Linked DNA regions of Mus musculus: all the other regions are linked to region 1. A link is a loop called in an ENCODE intact Hi-C map of the cell type or tissue named here. Cell type or tissue: heart. All regions are shown on one strand.

Region 1 (5,000 bases):
GTGGCTGGTTGTCTGGAGCTGAAGATGGCGCCGCCCAGAAGCTCTGCGACTCTCGCCCGTCCCAGAAACGGCTGGCACTCTGTATTCCACACGGTCACCCGTGCAGCCTGCCCTCCGCGGAGTCCCGGAGCCAAGAAGGCTCCCGCCGGCGCCTGTGCCACAAACCTCTCAGGCCGGGCAGACCCCCGTGCTCTCACCAGGAAGGTGGCCGGCTGTCTGGAGCTCGGCATCTTTTCAAGAAACCATTTTTAAAGTATTGAAACAGGGTCCCATGTGTAGCCCAGTCCTCAAAGGTATGATCTTCTTGGCTCAGACTTCCCGGTGCTACTATTGCAGGCAACCACCATGCTAACCCATCTTCATTTTTTTTCTCCCATGTTACCCCATCTTAATCGTCTCCACCAGCGCTAGCCCTGCTTTGGGAAGCTCTGATCTCTGTCCTTGTGGGTCTTTCCTGTCCTACTCTTTTCTGAGTAGCTCTGAAAGCCAGCACTGGCTCTCTGCCCTGTTCTTCCTTCTGTGCCTTGCTCTTCTCCAGTGAAGTCAAGGTGACTGCGTGCCTGCTGCTAGGTCTGCTACCTCTTGGAATGGGAGGGTGCTTGGTAAGGACTTTCAGATGCCAGAGTAATGACCCTTGACTGATAACAGAATGCGTCCCAGCTCCAGAAATCAAAACCATAAAAACCAGATGACAAGAGACCTTGAACTTATCTAATCATTGATTTCTGGGAAAGTTCCTAACCAGAAGAAATCTGTGGGGGGGGGGTTGTTTTGTTTTCCTCCACACAAATTTCATTTTTTTTTTTTCAGTATGGAAAGAAAATGTTTTCACCATAAGGAACATGAAGAATTTAGAAAAGCAGGCAGGAAATGGTTTTTTTTTAAATCACATAATTATCTTACCATAAGCCCAATGTGGTAAGAGTTAATCTTCCTATACAAAAACAATTGTAAAAAAAAATAAAATAAGTGTGAACAAAAAGACATATGGTAAGGGTGGGTGCTTACCTGATTTCACTCAGCAAGCACTAAAACTTTCAAATTCCATGAAAAATATAGATACTGCTCATTCTCACACTGCGATGGTTGAACAGAGTTTGGTGCTCACTAAATCTTGTGGCAACCCTCTTCATATCTTATATATATTTTTGCCTCAAAATCTGTGCAGTTTTATTAAATATAATTAATTAAGCGGGGCAGACATTTCAATGTGGTTTTGAAAAATCATTTTTTCAACCTTCCTTTTTCCCTTTGCGTGAGGCACTGCTGCTTCTAACTGTTGTCCGTCTTTGCTGTAAACTTGAGCACTCCAGCATCCCACGGGTGTGGTCAGTCTCATCCCAGGAAGTGATCATTCTGTAGCCTGACTTTCATGTGCCTCCTATTGTGTGTGATATGTTTCTTGTCCACAGTGCTTTACTCCTGTCTCATCGCACTCTTTTGAACTGGGGAAGATTTAAAAGCTGCCTTTACATGGCAGATTGTAGTTCTCAGTGATCCACTCAGGGTAACTGTATCTCTTGTCTCATAAGACTTTGCCACCCCAGCCTTAATAACCAGGACATATTTCTCTTGCTTTGGTCCTATGATTTTTAGCAGTGACATTGTCCTAGTGGTGGCCACAGTTTCTTGTTATTTAAAAGACTTTCATGCACACATAGTTTTCAAATTCTGAGCCCTAAAGGAAATAATTTAAATAAAAAGTCATCTGTTAATCTTGAGGATTAGAGACAGCTTTTGTGAACATTTTGTGGCATAGTCATTTAAACTTTTGCTAATTTGTTAATTTATAAGGTAGGATTTTATTATATATAAAGTTTTACTTATTTTTATTAAGCAATAACTTATGGATATGTTTTAATATTAGTGTTTTATATTACCAGTTAAATTTTTTCATAGTATTCATATATATATACATATACATATGTATATGTATATATATAATGTTCATAAGAGAATACATTCCATTATATTTTGTAATTGAAATGTAAGCATCGCATTATGTGGGAATGTATGTGTCTAGTCATTGTGATAACAACTCTTCAGCTAATCTGCATTTGCCAAAGATTTCCTTCAGCTCTTTCCTTGAAGTTGGAACCTGAGGGCAGACTTGAAGTTGGACTTCCAAGGGGATACTTAACTTTCGAGCTCTAACTATCCAGTGCTGCCGAGCAGTCTGCATGCGTCCCCCTCCTTGTGTTCCCGATGTAAATGTACATCAGAGCATAGCCTGATTCTTGCTAGGCCAGTGACATCATTCATCACAATTCCTAACAAGAAATAGACTCAGCAAAGTCAAAACTCTGTTGTTTTCCTCCAGCTTTCTTCATTTCCTAGCTGGGCTGAATTTCCACAGAACACCATTGCTGACAGCTTCCTAGTTTTCCTTTGTGGATTTCTTGGTCATATCATAAGGATAGAATCCACCAGCGAAGCGTCTCCCTAACATCATCATTGCAAAGGCATTTCTTGGGCAGGATTTTTTGAGGATGAAGAAAAGGGCTAGTGAAGAGTGTCTGTCTCTCCTCAGATGTGGGGATGTGAAACTACTCGGAAGATGCTGTCATCAGTAAACCCAGAAAGCCTCCTTTGACCACAGCTCATTGTCTTTCCCTTATCTGAGTATTATAGAAAGAGTTCGGTTCCATTTGAGTCCAATTATGGTCCAAATAATGCTTCCGGTATCCTTCACTGAGCCATCTTTTCTTCTCTTTCCCCCAAATTTTCCAGTGGGGTGAGGTAAGAATTGTAAGGGAGGTGACACAGGTGTCTTCGTTAAAATAACTCATGTCAAATACCACAACAGGCAGGGCATGAAACTCCAGTAGCTTAACACAGTGATGGTTTATGGAAATCTAGTGATTATTGATTGGTCCTTCTGCAAGCTTATCATTAGTCAAAAAGGTTCACATGCCCCACCCTTCAAGTTAGCTTGGGAAATGAACGTGCTTATGGGTATTTAATGAGCATCCAATCTCTGCCACTAGAGGGCAGAGTTTCCTCATGTAATCATTTTAACATACATGGGTGGCATGTGTAATTCACTCACTGCTTATTTTAACATTGCATTAATACTATCAGTCCTACAAATATCTATGCTCATGGATTTTTGTGTTTTCTTCATGATCATCATTACCAGACTATCAGTAATAGTACCCTCAGAGGTAGATATTATCTCAAGCACTTATGATTTCTGTTACAGACATTAAAAGCTCTGGTTCAAATTAGTGAATGCTGCTTGACCCTCACTCTGGAGTTGGTATCTTAGCCACTATAATATATACTCTGTGTATTACTTTCTCTTGGAGGCTAATCATGGATAGAGGGACTTTTATCTTGTTCTCTAATACATCAGGAGATCAGAAATCCAAAACCAAGGCATTGATGGGGTTAGTTCCTTCCTTTGAGGGAGAATCTGTGCCCGGCTGTTCTTAGCTTTTACTGGTGGCCGTCAATCCTTGGCTTTCTCGCCTGTGGACACAGCACTCCAGGGTGTCCTTCATCCTCATGTCATGTTTCCTTTAGGCTCTGGGCATTGCTTCATATTGTTTGTTTGTTCTGTTTTTTTCTATTGTTTAAGTATGTCAGCCATCAGATTTAGGGCCCGTGCTAAGCAGGTGTGGTCTTATTGAAGCTTTACTTTGATTATAAACTCAGGATAACTTTTTGTATTGTTCAAAGAGTTCCCATGAAACTTCATGAACTCAACTTTTGAATGTCATTTCCTTGTCTGTGAACATTTAGTCTGGATTGGCCTACAGCTAGTACAGAGGCTCTTGCAAGATGTCTTACCAATCCATTCCTTCTTTTTGCCTTTTCTGGACTGACTGAGGTTTCCGACTCAGTGAACTAAGAGAGACTGGAGTTATGTTCCCAGGGGCCCCCTGTCTGTACCTGCTACACAGGGTACAGTTTATATAAAGTTTATTCCCTAGGCCCAGAGCTGTGAATGGAACTTTTGCTAGGCTTGTTATTGTTTTAGAATATTTAAGAGCTTTCCAGAGTAGAAACACATTTCATATTCAGTCCTTAACTCCAGGGTCTTCCTCCTCCAATGTCTTATTTGTTCAGGAGAAAAACTTATTTATGCTGTCTTATTATGATGCTTCTTTATTTATAAATCCAGCTGAAGTTTATCGCTTTTCCGTCTCTGGGATTTTGTAGTGAGCTTTGTAGCGAAGAGGTTTGTAGTGGAAGTGCTCCCTGGGATTTGCTCTCTGGGAAGGCTCTTGATTGCATTACAGTGACTTGAATAGCGTTCCCTGTCCTTTCTGACAGTTGGGTATGATGTCACCCTCATTTTTAAAGCATTTCCCACCAGGAACATTTTCATCCTTGTATGTCTCATTTGAACGCCTTCTGAGAAACTAAGTTTTTCCTCCTCTCATTGGAACTTTGCTTTAAAGAATATTCTTTCTAACAGATAAAATGAATTGTAGCCATATGGCCATTCAAAGCTAATGTGACTGTCTCTGTATGTGTTTATCAATATTCACTACTACCGTAGTGCTTTAGATGTTGTGACACACCAGCATTTTAATAGCATACGTTTCAAAGGGGAGAGAAGAAAAATAATATATCTTCTTTTTCTACAATTCAGATGACAGTTTGAATACTTATTGCAAGTGAGCAGATCTTCTAACCCCGAAAGTAGATGAAATAAATAAATTAAATCTGTATTCTAATCAAGAGAAATTCTTAGCAGTTGATTTCTCCACAGGCATTAGTGTGGGTAATTGTGACTTCCTTGATGCAGAAAACACAACAAGGTGTGCATTCCTTGAGAATTAACACAGTGACAGTTATCCTTTGGGCTTCAGTGGCTTGACATTTGGGTGGTCTGCCTTGTCCAGTGGCTACTCCCCTTTGTCCAGCCTCTTCTGCTTTGCCCCCTGCTCACCTGCCCATTCTCTGGACACATCTCTTCACATCTGTAGCCTTTGCATGAACCATTTCATTTCCTTCGAGAGTCCATTACCACATGTTCTGAAGCATTTCTC
Region 2 (5,000 bases), 77 kb before region 1:
ACCCCTCTGCTCCTTAGGGAAAGGAAGGCTTAACATCATCTCTACTGTGGCATCTATGACCAACATTAATCAATAAGACCCAGTGTTTTCAGGAAAAAAATGTATATTCACAATTTAATGATAAAATATGCAAATAAGCTGTTTGAGAAATGTATGCATTTATATAACCCAAACATCTATCATGATATCAAATAATGCTATCTCATGAGAAAGTTTCCTTTACCTTTTCCAGTCAACCTTGACTAGCCATGAAGAGCTGAGGTAAAGTCCCACTATTTGTTTCTACTACCATGCTTGCTAGTTTTTATGTCACCTTCAGGCAAGGAGACTCATCTGAGAAGAGGGGACCTTAGTTAGGAAAATATTTCCACACGATCAGGCTGTATGTAATTCTGTAGGACATGCTCTTAATCAGTGGCTGATAAGGGAAGGCCCAGCCTGTTGCAGGTGAGCTGGCCTGGGTTCCATGCCAAAGCAGGCTGAGCAAGCCAGAAGGTGCAAGCCAGTAAGCAGCACCAAGGCCTCTGCATCAGTTCCTGCCTCCAGGTTTCCACCCAGAATGAGTTCCTGCTGGGGTCCAAAGAACTGGGACAAATAGCTAAGTCTGGTGCCTATTAGCATATCAAAGCCCATGCTGGCCTCCTAACTCTCAGCATCATAAATGCCAGTTATTCTGGCATCTTGGGGTTCTCACCCCATGGGCTACCCTACACTTCCCCAGCTCGCAGGGTTCCCTTTCCTCAGATTCTCCTTCCTCTGCCATCTCCGCCATGGGTTCTCTTGGCTCCCTCTCTCTTTTGTCTTCCTCTCTTGGTCCCCCTCTCCCCACGCCCTCTCATGGTCTGGATCAGTCTCCTGGCCATGTTTGGTCTACTACTTTCTCTCCCTGCTCTGGACTCTTCCTCTGGTGCATATTTGATTGTAGATATGAGGGATTCTTTATGTTGTATTGAAGATATGAGAAAGACTTCACTCTCCCTCTTATCTACAATGAAAATCTTACCCTCACCATCCCTTGAGGGATCATGTCCTATTTGATACATTGTCAGTGGATTGTAATCCAGGGTATGTAAACTGAATAGACCCCTTACTCCCCAAGTTGTTTCTGGTCATGGTGCTTTAGTACAGCAATGATAGCCACATATTTATTTTCCTTCTTTTTTACTGTGGTAGGATTAGGCAAATGCTCTACCACTGAGATATGTATCTACCCCTCCACGACTTTCCCATAATACCATGTATTCAATAAGTATTCTCGACATCTGGTTTATTTTACTCTGCTTATATTTATATATTCATCTATGGTAAGTGTCATACACACACACACACACACACACACACACACACACACACACACAGGACTGTTTGAGTTCGTACTGGTTGGACCAGTACACCGCTATCAACAATCTCCTAGGTCAGTGGTTCTCAACTTGTGGGTTGCAATTCCTTTGAAGGTGTCGCCCGAAATTTTCTCAGGGATGGCCTAGGACAGTTGGAAAGCACAGGTATTTATGTTACCATTCACAGCAGTAGCAAAATTACAGTTACAGTTATGAAGTAGCAGCAAAAATAATTTTATGGGAGAGGGTCACTACAACACGAGGAACTATATGCATTAAGGGGTCACAAATGATTTTTTAGATCTCCAGGGGCTCATTCCATAATTCCCTGTCCTTGAGGAAATATGAAATTATGTATTTTATATAGATTATAACTCATATTTTATAGATTTAACTTATATATAGTTCATATTTTAACATATCTAATTTTCACCTAATGTACATCATTTTCATTTAAAATATATCATTAATATTTATTCAGTGTACATGATTTTTATTCATTGTATATAATGTATGCAGTTATAATGTATATAAATCACATTCAGTGTATATAATTTATATTTACCGTATATAATCTGTATTTATTTTGTATAACTTCTATTCAACGTATAATTTATTTTTAATGTGAATAATTTATATACACACATGCATGTGTGAATATGGATGTAGTAAATATGTATATAGTTACTAAGGACACAAATAAAACATAAACTTTATAGACTAGACATGTTTCAATGTACATAATCCCTGACTTGCTTGTATGATATATGTTAGTTTCCATAATGTAAATTTGAGGCCCTCTCCGTGGAAATCAGGACTCCTTACTGCTTGTCAGTGCCTGAGCTGTGAGCCTGGAGCTGGTGGCCTGCTGCCTCTGGAGGAGGAGGGAGCTGCAGGAAAAGGGAGGGGCGAGAGCGCTCCAGGAGGCCGCTCGCTCGCTCGGGCTGCGGGGTCCTGTGCTCTCTCCTGCGCCACTTCTCTCTCCCGGCTCAATCGCGGAGCCTTTTCTCTCCCCCGTCTCGCCGCTGCCGCCATCTCCACCCCTGCCTGCCCCAGGGGTCTGTGGACGCCCGGGCAGAGAGCAAGCACCGAGCTGGGCCTGCTGGAGACGGGAGACCAGCGGCCCGCCCGCCCGCCCGCTGCGAGCCTCCTGAGCCACTCCGGAACAGCTTACTTTCTGTTTCCATCTCTTTCGGACCGGGTTGGCCTCTCCAAAAGCCACTTCTCCTAACTCTTATCAAGGTTCAAAGGCTAAAGGTATCTACAGGCACTTTACCTGGTCCATGCACATGGTAATAACTTGAAGTCTTTCCCCAACCTTCTTCCAGGTTGCTAACTTTATTGTACCTTCCTCAGGAAACCAAGGACAACCGTTCACTACAAGATCTAAAACAATTATGTGATTGCTGTTGCTCCACTTTAACCAAGCATATGGCATAGCATGTTTACTTCAAGAAGCGTACGGCCGTTTCCATTTCCCACTTTTTCCCCTGGACTTTTACTTTTTACGATCTCCTCAGTTTTTTCCAATTATCTGTATTCTCCCATGTCTGTACCTCGGAGGAAATTCTCAACATACCTTTACCTTTTCGGAGTGCTCCGGATTTCCCCCACTTAATCCCCTATACTCTCAGAGCTGACCTCTGTTTGAGACACCACACTGCACTGGTCCTGACGTTGCAAAGTCCTCTGATGGGGAAGGGGGGAAAGATAGAAAGATAGGAAGAAGAAAGAGACGGGTACGGGAGAACACTGGTAAATACCAGTCAGTAGCAAATGTATTTCTCATAGCCTTTTTATACTACAGGGCCATGGGAGGCAAAGACACAAGATAACAGAAACAATTTTGCTAAAATGTACACAAGACATTTGGTTCCATCTCCAAACCTTTCTGTTCTTCCACCAAGGTCAATAGAATCTTCAGTCCCTAGCCTTGAGCCTGGGTTGTAGGCCCAGAGCTGCCTTGACTCTACCTGGCAGGAGATCTCTCTCTCTCTCTCTCTCTCTCTCTCTCTCTCTCAGGAGTTGCAAATGGGTCTCTGAGGAAATAGCTGTGGGTGTATATATGAAGGCTTTCCCAGAGAAGACCTCTTAGGGCTGACTGTGAGCAGCGCTAGCCCATGACATGGGAACCCTGACACAATGGAAAGTGAGGAAGGTATCTCAATGTCCATATTTCCTTTCTTTTTGCTTCCTGATTGCCCTGGAAGTGAGTAATGCTTCCCTTCCACACTCCCCATGCCATGACATCCTGTATAAAGGCGTAGGGCCAAAGGATCATGGAATGAATATTCTTCTTCTCTGAAGTTCTTTCTGCCAGCTCTTGGATCACAGTTACATTTAAGTGTGTGTGTGTGTACAATTCACTCTTTCTGTTAGGGAGTAGTAACAAATTGAACAAGCATGCCACAGCTCAACTCTTGGTGAGTATTGGTATGAATAAAGCAGCCAAGAATATCCCTGCATAAGCATACAGTGCCCAGGCTGGGATGCATGTGTGTGTGTTTTCCTGTGGATAAATATGGAGGTGTGAATTGATGGGCTGTGGTGGTAGACTTATATTTAATTTTTTTCCTTTTTTATTAGATATTTTCTTTATTTACATTTCAAATGTTATCCCCTTTCCTAGTTTCCCCTCTGAAAATCCCCTATCCTCTCCCCCTCCCCCCACTACCCAACTCCTGCTTCCTGACCCAGGTGTTTCTCTATACTGGGGCATAGAACCTTCACAGGACCAAGGGCCTCTCCTCCCATTGATGACCAACTAGGCCATCCTCTGCTACATAGAAAATATCTAATAAAAAGAGCCATGAGTCCCACCATGTGTTTTCTTTGATTGGTGGTTTAGTCCCAGGGAGCTCTGGGGTTACTGGTTCGTTCATATTGTTGTTCCTCTTATGGGGCTGCAAACCCCTTTAGCTCCTTGGGTCCTTTCTCGAGCTCCTTCATTGGGAACCCTATGCTCCGTCTAACGGATGGCTGTGAGCATCCACTTCTGTATTTGCCAGGCACTGGCAGAGCCTCTTAGAAGATAGCTATATCAGGCTCGTGTCAGCAAGCTCTTGTTGACATCTGCAATAGTGTCTGGGTTTGGTGGCTGTTTATGGGATGGATCCCCAGGTGGGGCAGTCTCTGGATGGTCATTCCTTCAGTCTCTGCTCCAAACTTTGTCTCTGTAACTCCTTCCATGGGTATTTTGTTACTCCTTCTGAGAAGGATCGAAGTACCCACACTTTGGTCTTCCTTCTTCTTGAGTTTCATGTGTTTTGGAAATTGTATCTTGGGTATTCTGAGCTTCTGGGCTAATATCCTCTTATCAGTGAATACATATCATTTGTGTTCTTTTGTGATTGGGTTACCTTACTTAGGATATCCTCCAGATCCATCCATTTGTCTAAGAATTTCATGAATTCATTGTTTTTAATAGCTGAGTAAATTTTCTGTATCCATTCCTCTGTTGAGGGACATCTGGGTTCTTTCCAGCTTCTGGCTATTATAAATAAGGCTGCTATGAACATAGTGGAGCATGTGTCCTTATTACAAGTTGGAGCATCTTCTGCGTATATGCCCAGGAGTGGTATTGCTGAATCTTTCAGTAGAGCTATGTCCAACTTTCTGAGCTTATATTTAATTTTACAAGAAATTCCTAGAGCAACTTCT
Region 3 (5,000 bases), 460 kb before region 1:
TCTGTGACTGAAACAATGAGGGACAGCTTTACCCTGAGCTGTTCTGATCTCTGGCAATACAATCTGAGACAGAAATTCATTTAGCCTACGAGGTCCAATATATTTTTACACAGTGTACATTGTGCTTTTAGTGTCTGGCAAACACAGAAGTGGATGCTCACAGTCACCTATTGGATGGAACACAGGGCCCCCGATGGAGCAGCTCGAGAAAGTACCCAAGGAGCTGAAGGGGTCTGCAACCCTATAGGTGGAACAACAATATGAACTAACCAGTACCCCCAGAGTTCATGTCTCTAGCTGCATATGTAGCAGAGGATGGCCTAGTTGGCCATCATTGGGAAGAGAGGCCCATTGGTCTTGCAAACTTTATATGCCCCAGTACAGGGGAACACCAGGACAAAGAAGAGGGAGTGAGTGGGTAGGGGAGCAGGGCGGGGGGAGGGTATAAGGGACTTTCCGGATAGTATATGAAATGTAAATGAAGAAAATATCTAATAAAAAATTGGAAAAAAAGAGATTTATTGGTGTTCATTTAGTGTGCAACTAGCATGACTCAGTTCTCCCTTTCACAACATGCACCCAGGGACCCGACACAGGGCGTCAGGCGTGGCTGCAAGCCCCTGAACCTGCTGAGCCATCTCAGCAGCCCTGTTGTGCTACTTTAAATGTTCTAGTTTTGACACTCAAGTTCATTTGAATGGATTTAGGAAGATGTTCACTCAATCTAATGAGAAAAAAAAAGTAGCCATAATTAAAAAGCATACTCAACAAATAAGCATACATACATACATACATCAGCCAGTTGAGTTATTCAAATTAGTAACACAACACACAACCATGTGGAAATCTCTAAGAGGTTTTTAAGTATTAGGGGAGAAATGGGAAACTGAATTTTTCTGTTGTTTGAGTCTTTGTCGGCTAATGTCCTTGCTTCAGTTCTCTGAGGCTCAAACTGATAAGCAGTTGCTAACACTTATCCACTCCTAACCCCCACGCTATTTTCTTCAAGTTATCTTACAGGGAAGCCGTATGCATAGCGTTGAGAGCAAGCTCTATATAAGATTCCCTAGGTCCTTGTCTAACTGTATGAAAATCTGCAAATTATTTGGTACCTTTTGCTTCATTTCTTGTGCGTGAGATTGGCAGGGGACACACTTAGCAACTTCATAAAGCAGTGTTAAGTGCCCAGTGTACAGGATGCTCGGCACACAGAAAGCGTTACCGTTTGCCGCAACAGCTAAAACATTTTCCGAAGGAAAACTCACCACTCTAGAAAAGCCACAAATCTGGATACTGGGCCTGACTAGTTCACCACTATATAAGGGTGATGAAGGGGACACACTCTTGGCTTCTTCACCTGTGAAATGAGGATTCCACTACTTGTGCCCCGAAATCCCGAAGCCGTATAATAATGGAATAAGTAGGTGAGGTAATATACATGTGACTACGGACCACAGCTACAACAAGGGAAACTACAGCAAACACAAGAACGAAACAGGGTACCCTAACCCTAAGTAAGGCTTAAAGAGGCTTTGAGGAGCAGCTTCCTAAAAAATCCTTGTAAATGTCGAAACACAGGAAAAGATGTTGTTAACAACAACAACAACAAAAAAGCCAAAAGTCCTGTGATCCCAGCCCTCAGGAGGCAGAGGCAGGTGGATCTCTGTGAAGCCAGCATAGCCTACAAAGCGAGTCCAGGACAACCAGGGCTGAGAAACCCTGTGTCAAAAAAACAAAACAACAAAACTCCCAATTCTCACAAGCAGTTTGGGAGGAAGAAAGTTCTATATTATTAAGTGCGCCCAGGTGTTAAACTACTTGCCAGGAAGGGAAAAGAAGCTAGGTTGGCACTCGGGGGGATAACGCGATTTGGGAATGTGGAATGTAAAACGAGAAGCGATACTTTCTTTCCCCTCCTTCTAGCTGGGTCTCCAGCGTCCCCTACTGCACTCTTGCGCAGAAAATGCTAGGAATTCACACCTGATGAGTGAATGGACAAGCGTATTACTAAAACAACAGAGACAACCAAGTCCACATCCTGGGTCCCGAGAACGCAAGCGGGAAAGGGAGGTGACAAAAAGGGACACGAGGGGAGGCTGGATGAGGGAGTCCGCAGTCTAGGGAAGGCGGAGCGCGCTGTCACCTGAGACGTCGGGAGGTGGCAGTCCTGGGTGGTAATGCTGCCACAACCCCTGGAGGAAGGCGGCGCTGCTGTCCACACAGCGGTGCTTGGAGCTGGTGATCAGCCGCAGGCGGTCGTAGTTCTCCCGGCTGAAGAGGTCTGGGAAGAGGGCAGCCAGACGCAGGGCCAGCTGTCGCATGTCCTGCCGCCCCTTCTCCACCAGCTGCCCGTCCATCCAGTCACCGTACCACAGCGGCCACTCGGCCAGCGCGGCGGCCACTTGGCTCCCGCCATCCCGGGACTCGCGGGTCTGCAGCAGCCCCTGCAGCTGCTTCAGCTTGCGGATCTGCTTGGTCGTAGGGTAGCGGGTGCCGTGACGGATGAGGGCGACCAGCTGCACCGGGGTGCAGGTCCCCGCCAGCAGCTCCGGGTCCCGCCGCGGCGCCACCGGATCGACCAGCAGCCAGGGGTTGGCATCTTCGTAGCGTGTCTTCGTGCCGAAGTAGGGGCTGAGCACCGAAGCCACCGGGTCGCCGCGCCCCGGGAGAGAGCAGCGCGCGAACGACGAGAGCAGCGCCGCAGCCAGGACCGCGGCGGGCGCTACCGAGGCCGGGAGGTGGCTGCGCGCGCCGCGAAGCATCGTGCCCGGGGGCCCCGCGGAGGGCGGCGCGCCGCTTGCCGACCCCCACTTCCGGATCCGCCGGCGGGGGCGGGAGCAGAGCGCACTTCCGGCCCGGGAACCTCAGAAGGCAAGCGTGGTCTCCGGTGCTGTCACCGAGCGAGTGTGGCCGATCGTCTCGGAGCTTCGGTGTGGACAAGTGGAGAGGCGGAAACCTCCGACGAGCGTGTGACACCGGGCGCAGGTGGAGCCGGCGTCAGTTGACCCGGAGCGTGGGCGACTGTCCGGCAGCTTGGCGCCTCAGGAACCGATTCAAAGATTCCTGAGCTGTTTAGGTTTTTCGGTGTGGTAAAAGAGCACACATGAATCCTTTCCTTTTTCTAGTAGGTAGCCCGGCTTCTACCAAAAGAGAAGCTATAGGAGATGGCTTTTGTCCCTTACGGTGTGTTTTCAACATGTGGCCCCTGAACGATCAGTCTCAAGATCCCTCGAGAAAGAACGTCTGTGGCCTTTGCTTACAAGATACCTCCTGAAGCACACGCCCTCCCCCGACCCTCTTGTTAAGAGTTTGAAAATAAGCAGGACACCTCAGAGCCATGAATTTAGAAAGGGGCTTATTCCTTCAGAAATTTAAGCCCTGGGCTTCAATTTAAGTATGATTTTAATGTAGGCTAGAGCTGACACACCACCTCAAGATTGTAAGCTTGTTTATGCCAAAGGCCATTGAGAGAATAGAAACAGCCGTCCTTATAATTTGAGCACACTGAATCATGGCCTCACAGATGCACTCCATTATTAAATATGACCTCATCACTGTATGGAGGAAACACCCATATTCTCCCATGTAGTTAGATATGCAAATCAGTTGAGATTTTAAAATGTGCATGTGTGAACTAGCATGACTATATGTACAACATTTGTGAGCCCACGAAGGCTAGAATAAAGCGTTGGAGTCCCTAGAACGGGAGTTTCAGGCTGTTGTGAGCTGTCATGTGTACTGTAAACTAAACTGGGGTCTTTTTCAAAACCATTAAGCACTCAGTCACTGAGTCAACCCCAACAGTTGAGTGTCTGTCAGGCCACATAGCTCCGAATCTTGGACTCAAAAATCTTGAATCTAAATACCTTGTTTGTTTGTTTTTTTCCTACCCAAACCTCAGTATGTATGACAATTAAGGAAGATTATTAAATGATAAAATGATCCAAACCCAAGGAGATTTTAACCACATTGGCCACATTGGATCTTTCTCATAAGGACAGTTACCATCTGTACTTAATGGTACAGAAAATTGTACTGTTAAGCACTGACCAAGAAGAAAATGTTATAAAAATCCAGAGTAAATTCCAACTTGAATGCTGAAATTTTAAGGCTCAGGAGTGGGGGAATTCTAACAGAACTGTGCTTTTTTTTTTTTTTTTGATATGTCATTTTGTAGTGTTTAAATGACTAAAAATTCGTGACCAGTCTTACTTTTCACAGGAGGTTACTTAAATTAGTATTCATTGAATTTTAAGCCTTACACCTTATAGACTAAGGTGCTTGCGTTGTTATTTGTTTTCAGTATAAGACATTTTTTTCAATTGTACTTTGATAGTTTACAAAGCAGTAGGTTTCCTTGTGCCCTTTTCATACATGCTTAGTTTTTGCTGAACCTCCTCCAGCCCTGACCTCTCCTCCATGGCCCAGCTTGGATCCCCTACTTAAGCCCTTTCCCAGTGTCCCTCATTCCTTATCAAATGTGTTCTAGAACCATGCCCACTCCTCACCCTTACAAAGTTTCCTTTGTTCTTCCTGGGCCCCTTTTTAGTTTCCTAGTGTCAACAAGCACTCACATATATACACTAAAATCCAAACATGAGAGAGAATGTGTTTGCTTTTTTAAGCCTAAATGTCTTCCAGTTCTATCAGTTTTTGGGAAAATTTCATTTTTCTATATGGGTGAGTAAAATCCCAGTGTATATAAGTACTGTTGTTATTTATCTGTTGATGGAAATATAGACTGATTTCATTTCCTTGTAATTGTGACTAGAGCTACTATAAGTATGGCAGAGCAAGCATCTCCATAGTAGGGTGTGGACGCCTTTAGGTGAATACCTGAGTGTATACCTGGGATACACAGTAGTTCTGTTTTGCAGCTACACTATAATGGCTACATCAGTTTACACTTCAACCCACCCTGACACGGATTCCTTTTTTGCTTCACCCTAGCCATCATGTGGTGTCATTTGTTTTCTTGATGCTAGTCATACTTTGATGGA

What was found. A loop is a pair of places that touch in the nucleus more often than their neighbours do. Peaks named below come from ENCODE experiments on the same cell type or tissue, not always from the same donor. Only the 100,000 strongest peaks of a DNase experiment are listed, where the experiment ranks them.
Region 2: it touches region 1 in a loop (2.3-fold over the local background); 6 of 42 quality-filtered maps call a loop at or near these places.
Region 3: a loop joins it to region 1, with 4 times the contacts of the local background. A loop is called at or near these places in 2 of 42 quality-filtered maps.

Annotation. Positions count from the first base shown.
Region 1 is chr19:32,028,614-32,033,613 of GRCm38, reverse strand. The region is part of intron 10 of Asah2 (N-acylsphingosine amidohydrolase 2); the gene reads left to right. Among named protein-coding and RNA genes, the nearest start is that of Asah2, 72 kb to the left of the region's middle. In heart, a CTCF peak has its summit at 2,978 (motif pointing right); no DNase peak of the experiment used is centred here.
Region 2 is chr19:32,105,455-32,110,454 of GRCm38, reverse strand. No RefSeq gene overlaps it. Among named protein-coding and RNA genes, the nearest start is that of Asah2, 4.8 kb to the right of the region's middle. RefSeq lists an enhancer at 2,137-3,804. In heart, a CTCF peak has its summit at 2,221; a DNase peak (open chromatin) is centred at 2,364; H3K4me3 peaks cover 1,519 bases; H3K27ac peaks cover 1,760 bases.
Region 3 is chr19:32,483,703-32,488,702 of GRCm38, reverse strand. Minpp1 (multiple inositol polyphosphate histidine phosphatase 1) reads right to left here and starts at 2,934. Exons shown (of 5, transcript NM_010799.2): 1 at 2,144-2,934. The coding sequence starts at 2,762. In heart, a CTCF peak has its summit at 2,181; DNase peaks (open chromatin) are centred at 2,202 and 2,722; H3K4me3 peaks cover 3,299 bases; H3K27ac peaks cover 2,233 bases.